Linked DNA regions of Homo sapiens: region 2 is linked to region 1. A link is a loop called in an ENCODE intact Hi-C map of the cell type or tissue named here. Cell type or tissue: right lobe of liver. All regions are shown on one strand. Links, peaks and the distances in the headings refer to the core of each region. The heading gives the core; the rest is flanking DNA. Region 1 overlaps HDLBP (high density lipoprotein binding protein). Region 2 overlaps SEPTIN2 (septin 2).

Evidence for each region. A loop is a pair of places that touch in the nucleus more often than their neighbours do. Peaks named below come from ENCODE experiments on the same cell type or tissue, not always from the same donor. Only the 100,000 strongest peaks of a DNase experiment are listed, where the experiment ranks them.
Region 2: it touches region 1 in a loop (4-fold over the local background); 8 of 110 quality-filtered maps call a loop at or near these places.

What each region holds. Positions count from the first base shown.
Region 1 is chr2:241,255,235-241,259,605 of GRCh38, reverse strand. It overlaps HDLBP (high density lipoprotein binding protein), which reads left to right. Exons shown (of 28, transcript NM_005336.6): 6 at 2,800-3,006; 7 at 3,207-3,422; 8 at 4,026-4,232. Among named protein-coding and RNA genes, the nearest start is that of HDLBP-AS1, 15 kb to the left of the region's middle. In right lobe of liver, for the core only: a CTCF peak has its summit at 1,993; a DNase peak (open chromatin) is centred at 3,615; H3K27ac peaks cover 1,758 bases.
Region 2 is chr2:241,345,623-241,350,017 of GRCh38, reverse strand. It overlaps SEPTIN2 (septin 2), which reads right to left. Exons shown (of 13, transcript NM_004404.5): 10 at 3,769-3,852; 11 at 1,827-1,884. Among named protein-coding and RNA genes, the nearest start is that of FARP2, 8.5 kb to the left of the region's middle. In right lobe of liver, for the core only: no CTCF peak of the experiment used is centred there; no DNase peak of the experiment used is centred there.

The DNA.
Region 1 (4,371 bases), core at 372-4,371:
GAGGAGAAAGGATTGTTTGAGCCTGGGATGTGGAGGCTTCTGTGAGCAGTGTTTGCACCACCACAGCCCAGCCTGGGTGACAGAGTCCCAGAAAAGGAAAATCATGAGTTCAAAATCACTTGAAGTAATTCCTTTTTTCTGAGTTTTTCTGTCATCTTGATATAGTTAGGTACATTTGTTTCCATTTACTGTCAATTTTTAAAGTATTTCAACATTTACATGCTTGCAAAGTCAACGTTATATAATAAAGTACTTTCAGAGAAATCTCCCCTGCCTGTTACCTTCACCCTGCTCCCTCCTCACCTTTGCAGGCGGCCATTCCTGGTCCTGGTTTATCCTTTGTTGTTTGTTGTTTGAGAGCAGAAGCAAAATACAGCTTGCCATACACCCTGTTCTATGCCTTGCTTTTTTTCTTTTATTATTTTTTGGAGGTGTCTGCATATCAGTAAGTAGTGATTTTTCTCATTTCTTTGTTCAGCAGTGTAATATTCTGTGGGCGTACTGTAATTTACCCAGGCTTTCCTACTGATGGGCATTTGGGTAGTTTCCAGACTTTAGCTGTTACAAATTATGTTACAGTAGCAATCGTGTGCATATGCTATTTCCTGTTTTACCCAGTGTATCTTGGGATAGATTCCTAGAAGTGAGATGGCTGGGTCAGAGGGTGGCTGCATGTGGAATCGGGCCATCGGATGCTAAATTTCCTTCCTTAGGAATTAGTGTTTTGCCGTCTCATCAGCAGTATGCAAGAGCCAGGCTCTTCACATTCTTGGGTTTTAGCCGATGTGAGAGGCAACCAAATATACTTTAAATTTGCATTTTTCTGATGAGCAAGATTGAGCACCTTTTCAATATATAAGGGCCACTTGCATTTTTTATTATCTTGAGTCATTGTTAGGAAAGTTTTTTCACTATCAGGTCATAAGAAAGTTTATCTTTTCTTCTGCTGCTTGTAAATGTGTTCTTACATTTCAGTTTCTGATCTATTTGGAATTTATTGCAAATAGGGTTGAGGCACTGATTGAGTTTCACTTTTTTCCATACGGCTTTCGAGTTGTCAGCACTATTTTTTTGTTTGTTGTAACACAGGGTCTCAGCCTGCCACATAAGCTGAAGTGCCATGGCATGATCACGGCTCACCGGAGCCTCAACCTCCTAGGCTCAGGCAGTTCTCCTGCCTCAGCCACCCCAGTAGCTGGGACCACAGGCACACGTCACCATGGCCAGCTAATTTTTTTTTTTTTTTTTTTTTTTTTTTTGAGACGGAGTCTTGCTCTGTCGCCCAGGCTGGAGTGCAGTGGCGCGATCTCGGCTCACTGCAAGCTCCGCCTCCCGGGTTCACGCCATTCGCCTGCCTCAGCCTCCCGAGTAGCTGGGATTACAGGCGCCTGCCACCATGCTAATTTTTGTATTTTTGGTGACCTCGTGATCCACCCACCTCGGCCTCCCAAAGTGCTGGGATTACAGGCGTGAGCCACTGCGCCTGGCCTTGGCCAGCTTATTTTTAAAATTTTTGTAGAAGTCAGGTCTCACCATGTTGCCCAGGCTGATCTTGGACTCCTGGGCTCAAACAATCCTCTCATCTCGGCTTCCCGGAGTGCTGGGATTACAGGCGTGCCATCACTGTCTTGAAAAGACGTTTTGCTCTAGTGAACTTGAGTGGCTGCTTTTATCATGTCCTAAATGTTTATATTAACTTAGCTCTGTTTCTGGGTTTTCAGTTCAGACCAGCAGGTCTTTCCGTATACTGGTATTTCCTGTGTTAATGATAATGGTTTCATGTTTAATGTCTAGGACCACTGTTAACACCTCCACCCTGCACTATTCTTTTTCAGGGTTTTCTTGTTCATTTTTGTTGGTTCTGTGTTACAACCTTTATAATCAACTGTTTGAAATTGTATTAATATTTTAAAGTTAATTGGGATGATCGCCATCTACTTAAACCTTCTGTTAGCTATTTTAAGGAGTGTTTTCTAATTTCGAATGCACATACTCCACCTTGTGTTGGGCTTGTGTCTTGCTATTTTCTTGTCCTTTTTTCTTTTTTCCTTTTTTCTATTAGAAACACATCTTTTGGCCAGGCGCAGTGGCTCACACCTGCAATCCCAGCACTTTGGGAGGCTGAGGTGGGCGGATCACAAGGTCAGGAATTCGAGACCATCGGGGCCAACATGGTGAAACCCTGCCTCTACTAAAAATATAAAAATTAGCTGGGCATGGTGGCGCACGCCTGTAGTCCCAGCTAATCGAGAGGCTGAGGCAGGAGAATCCCTTGAACCCAGGAGGCAGAGGTTACAGTGAGCCAAGATGGCACCACTGCACTCCAGCCTGACGTCAGAGCGAGACTCCGTCTCAAAAAAAAAGAAACGCATCTCTTTCATTACATCTTCTAAGTAGTTGTTGTTTGTGGAAGTTAATGTTGTTAACTTCTTGATTTCAGTCTTTTCTCTTTGCTATAAATAGAATTTCACCCAGTAGTTTTTTCAGGGTTTCTGGATATGCAGTCATGCTTCTTCCTGTCCAGCTTTTGTGGATGTTAACTCTTGTCTCCCTTTGTGGGTGTATATTCCAGTGGATGTTAAGTAGTGGTGCAGATACACTCGAACTTACCCTAACCTGGGAGTCAGGGCAACCTTCCCCAAGCATGTGATGTTTAAGCTCATGCTGTTTTAATGGATGAGTTGGTGCTGCTGGGCAGGAATAAGCAAAGATGGTGTTTCTGCCAGAATGTCTTGGAAAAATATGCTCCTTCAGAACCTACAAATATTCTTGTTTTCTTTTATTCTCTTCTTGCTATAGGCCTCAGCAACTGTTGCCATTCCCAAAGAACACCATCGCTTTGTTATTGGCAAAAATGGAGAGAAACTGCAAGACTTGGAGCTAAAAACTGCAACCAAAATCCAGATCCCACGCCCAGATGACCCCAGCAATCAGATCAAGATCACTGGCACCAAAGAGGGCATCGAGAAAGCTCGCCATGAAGTCTTACTCATCTCTGCCGAGCAGGTGAGGCCTGTGTGAGTGCCTCGTGCCCCTGCCTACCTGCTTGTGCAGACCTCACTCCCTCATGGGTTGCCGTGTCCAGTGTGGACTTCAAGGCATAATGTGGTGGGGGTGGAGGGCTTGACTCCAACTCTAAAAAGCCCTGTCTGTCCCCAGTTTGTTTTCAAAGGCCTGTTCTCATCAGATCATCCCTTCCTTTCCAGGACAAACGTGCTGTGGAGAGGCTAGAAGTAGAAAAGGCATTCCACCCCTTCATCGCTGGGCCGTATAATAGACTGGTTGGCGAGATCATGCAGGAGACAGGCACGCGCATCAACATCCCCCCACCCAGCGTGAACCGGACAGAGATTGTCTTCACTGGAGAGAAGGAACAGTTGGCTCAGGCTGTGGCTCGCATCAAGAAGATTTATGAGGAGAAGGTACACGATTTAGAGGAGGCAAATCCCCATGGGCAGGAATAGAAATGAGGATTTGGGTCTGGAGATTCAGTTAAGGCCTGGTTCTGCCCCTTATCTTTTTGTCCTTGATGAAGATGCTTATTGTCTCTACACTTGAGTGACCCGGGTGAGATCGGTGCCCGCCCCCCCTTGCTGTTGAGCATCTGCCTGGCAGTTGTCCTTGCCGTCCTGGGCCTCTGACTGTGCTGACAGGCTGCCAGCTGGGCTGCCCCGGGTCAGATGCACATCCCGGACTTGTTCACGTCTTAGATTAAGCTGTTAGCTCAGCTTAGTGAACTTTGAGGTCTGAAACGTGTTCCTTAATTGAGGGAAAGGATTGGGTGTTTTGCAGTGTTCAAGGACGAAGTTATCAGCCGGCGGGTGACTAGACTGAGGGGAAAAATCCAGTCCTTGAACAGTGAAGTTTCTGGGGATTGGCTAGTCCTGATCACTTGTTGTTCACTTCTTGGGATCAGCATCTATAGTCTGGGCCGCTTTGGCTTGCTTTCTGCAGCAGTGGCCATGCCCACCTGCCCGCTTCCCACACCTTTCCCTTTGACTGCCCCTTATGGTGCTCTTATTTAGAAAAAGAAGACTACAACCATTGCAGTGGAAGTGAAGAAATCCCAACACAAGTATGTCATTGGGCCCAAGGGCAATTCATTGCAGGAGATCCTTGAGAGAACTGGAGTTTCCGTTGAGATCCCACCCTCAGACAGCATCTCTGAGACTGTAATACTTCGAGGCGAACCTGAAAAGTTAGGTCAGGCGTTGACTGAAGTCTATGCCAAGGTAACTGCCTCCGAGCATGAAGTGTGTCTCCTTTGAGTGGAGTCCGCGGGGCCTTCATGGATGAGCTCTCGATTTGTAAATCCTGGGGCCTGGACACAGTGCAGGTGCCCAGGTTTGGGGAGAGCGTGCCTCTGAGCCC
Region 2 (4,395 bases), core at 283-4,282, 91 kb before region 1:
TTTCTGGGTGTTCTGTGATTCCTAAAATTTCAACTTCTACACCTTCCCAAAATATGACAGGAGTTATTACATAAAGACTTTTTACCAATCAATAAAAAAAGCAACAGCTAAAGAGAAAATCAAGTAAATGATACGAATATGCAAGCCAAACAGAAACAATAACCAAAGAAAGATAAGACAATATGATAAATTTTCTTAAGACAGAGTCTCACTCTGTCTCCTAGGCTGGAGTGCAGTGGCGCAATCTCGGCTCACTGCTACCTCCGCCTCCCGGGTTCAAGCGATTCTCCTGCCTCAGCCTCCTGAGTAGCTGGGATTACAGGCACACACCACCACGCCCAGCTGATTTTTGTATTTTCAGTAGAGACGGGGTTTCACCACATTGGTCAGGCTGGTCTCAAACTCCTGACCTCGTGATCCACCCGCCTCCGCCTCCCAAAGTGCTGGGATTACAAGCGTGAGCCACCGCGCCCGGCCAATATGAGAAGTTTTCTAACCTAAAAGGAGGGAAAGAGACTGATGACAGTGAGAAATGCAAAGTAAAGGGGAATGGGAATGAATCAGCTTTTCTGGAGGGCAATGAAGGCCTCACAATAAAAATAATATATATACATACATATACATATATATATATTTTTTTTTTTTTAAAGGGATGGGATCTTGCTCTTTCACCTAGGCTAGACTGCAGTGGCACAATCATAGCTCACTGCATCCTTGAACTCCTGGGCTCAGGGGATCCTTCTGCCTCAGCCTCCCGAGTAGCTGGGACTACAGGTGCATGCCGACATGCATGGCTAATTATTTTTTAATTTTTTTCTAGAGAACGAGGGGGGTCTCACTCTGTTGCCCTAGCTGGTCTTAAACTCCTGGCATGAAGTGATTCTCCCACCTTGGCCTCCTAAAGTGCTGGGACTATAAGTGTAACCCACAGTGCCTGGCCAAAAATAGTAAATGTTAATTCATCTTTATCCTTATCATTATGATTTGTATGTGTTCAGAAATGCCTCCAGGAAAGTATTATAAAACATTTAAATTTTCTTCAGGTGACTTTGTGGTTATTTTTAACATTTAAATATTTGATCAATATTGAATTAATTTGACCAAAGAAGTATTTTCTTTTTGTTTCCAAAAGGCTAGCCCATTATGATCCTATTGTTTACTGAATAATGTGTTTGCCTTCCAAAACTCCAGCAGATCTGAATGCCACCTTTACAACAGAGCATATTTCCATATTTATGATCTACTTACAAATATCAGTGACATTACTAAATTGTCTCCAAAGTCTTTCAGCTAAATATATGAAGCATCATGTATGCTATGTAAATATCCATGTTTATTATTATATATAGATGTGTATATATAGTAATAAAGTAGTTATATGTATCCTCCTCAACAAATTAAAAAAAAAACTATAAACTTTAAGTTAATTACCAATGATATCTACGGATGTAAACAAAACACCTTCAGTCACAAGAATAGTACTTTTTGGCTGGGCACGGTGGCTCACACCTGTAATCCCAGCACTTTGGGAGGCCAAGGTGGGCAGATCACCTGAGGTTAGGAGTTCGAGACCAGCCTGGCCAACATGATGAAACCCCGTCTCTACTAAAAATACAAAAACAACTAGCCAGGCATGGTGGCGGGCACCTGTAGTCCCAGCTACTCGGGAGGCTGAGGCAGGAGAATCACTTGAACCCGGGAGGCAGAGGTTGCAGTGAGCCGAGATCACGCCACTGCACTCCAGCCTGGGCAATGGTGCAAAACTCTGTCTCAAAACAAACAAAACAACCAACCAACCAACCAACCAATAGTACTTTCCTACTTACCTCAGCTTCTTTTTCCAGCAAGATCTGGTCTTTATTCATGTCCTCATTCTCCACTTTCCTAAGAATCGAAAGAAATCAGAATCATAACACTGCAACAAATAGTTATTTGCTACCCCCCCAAAAAATTCTACTTTAAAATTTAAAATGACATGTATTTATCATTTCTCTTTTTATATTGAGATGGTGTCTCACTCTGTCGCACGGGCTGGAGTGTAGTGGCATGATCTTGGCTCACTGCAACCTCCACCTCCTAGGTTCAAGCAATTCTCCCACCTTAGCCTCCTGGGTAACTGGCATTACAGGCACGTGCTACCACGCCCAGCTAATTTTTTTTGTGTTTAGTAGAGATGGGGTTTTGCCACGTTGGCCAGGCTGGTGTTGAACCTCAAGTGATCCGCCCACCTTGGCCTCCCAAAGTGCTGGGAATACAGGCATGAGCCACCACGCCCAGCCTATCATTTTTCTAATTAAAGATATAATGAATAAAAAGGGAACAGAATGATTTTAAAAAGTTCGAACAACATGAAATGGAACATTCAAGAGACTTTTCTTACTCTAAGCTTGAGCGACAACACTTGCTGTTACCCACTCAAAAATAGGTATTATCTGAAGAATTTGCTTTGAGATGTTATTCTTTATTAATGCGAATGTAGTCACCACATTTAAGGAGCAGGATCTGCGTGAGTGAACGAGGGGCAAAGGGTAAGCTCCCCAAGCACACCTGAGAACTGTGCTCTGCAAAGCACACTAATCTCCATCTCAGGGCCAGCGCCTACTCAGCTTCCAGAGGGTGGAATTTTCTTGCTGCCTCTAAAATCTTTCTTAATGTCTCATTTCCAAACTCATAATTAGACTTCAATGTGTACAACATATGTATCTAGAAATCCATCAAATTATTAGAATGTGAGAATTTTAATGAATTACAACACAGGAAACTTTTGTTGTTGAGACAGGGTCTCACTCTGTTGCCCAGTCTGGAGCGTGGTGGTGCGACCATAGCTCACTGCAGCCTGGACCTACTGGGCTCAAGGAATCCTCCCCCTAGTAGCTGGGACCACAGGCATGCACCACCACATCTGGCTAATTTAAAAAAAATTTTTATAGAGGCGAGGTCTCCCTATGTTGCCAGGGCCGGTCTCAAACTACTGGGTTCAAGTGATCCACTTGCCTTGGCCTCCCAGAAAACTTATATAAAAACATATTAGAATGGTTAAAAAGAAAAGGTGAGTGAGGATGGCTGCAGGACTTTGCGAGGATCGAAGCTGCTGCTTCAACGGCCACTGGCTGCTTGGATGCCACTCATCCTGGCCTCACCCTTAACTCAGGTGCTGCAGTTTCCTAATGGCAACAAGTTTGTCCTCACGTACAGAGTGATGCTTTTGAAGGAGAACTCGACACAAGCCTCTGGCCTTTCCATCTAAAGTTTTTGTTTGTTTTTTGAGACAGGGTCTTGTTTTATTGCCCAGGATAAAGTGCAGTGGTGCAATTATGGCTCACTGCACCTCCCAGGCTCAACTGCTCCTCCCAACTCAGCCTCCCGAGTAGCTGGGATTATAGGTGTGTGCCACCATGCCCGGCTAAATTAATTTTTTTTTTTTTAAATTTTTGTAGAGATGGGACTTCACCATGTAATCTCATGGTCTCAAAACTCCTGCGCTCAGGCAATCTACCTTGCCTTGGTCTCCCAAGGTGCTGGGATTACAGGCATGAGCCACCGTGCCTGGCCTAAAGTTTTTACGTGCATATCATTAAATGTACTTTTTCTTAAAAAGGCTAAAAGAGCATAATTTGATTAAATTAACAACTCTTTTATAATAACTTTTGAGTAGGAAACCAAACCATGTTGCTTAATGGTCAAGAAGGCTGAGCTGAACACATAGAGGAGGAGGAACATTGTGGCTCAGGGTGACACAATACAGAGAAAGGGGCACAGTGTGATGACCTGCCGCCTCTCTTGAGTCTCTCAGAACGGAAGTTTTCATAATGAAGGTCCTGGGTCACCTCCTGGAGATCCTGCATGTGGGTGCTGAAAGAGAAGAGGAATGCACCAAGGTGGCATCATGCACATGACATTCTCATGAGAAAAAAAACCACCCATCAAGTACATAGAAGAAATAGCAGTAATTAAAATTACTTGGTAAATTGTACATAAAGCTGCTGGGATTTCAGGATAATGAGTATGGCCGTGGAAATGTCTAGTGAGGTGTAGCTCTCCCTTTCTTCCCCAATAAATGATATACAAACACAGGTCTCGACTGAGTCTCTCAGGGGGATTTCTGCTAGAGGCACTGCCACCCCTGTGTGAGGCCATCACTACCACAGGATGGCAGACAGATTTTAAGAGATTTTCAGGTCAACAATGTCTGAAATAGAAGACACTCTTCTAAAAGGACTTACGGAAAATGTAATGAAAATATTCATGCCTCCTATAACTCAAAATTTATATATTACTCTCATATGAGAAAAAAGAGTTGGTTAGCTTAAGCTATGTACAAGACCATAAAGTGAAGGACTAATATTCTGGATCCAAGAATATTAGTCAGCAACTTAACCTTCCATTCATCTTATG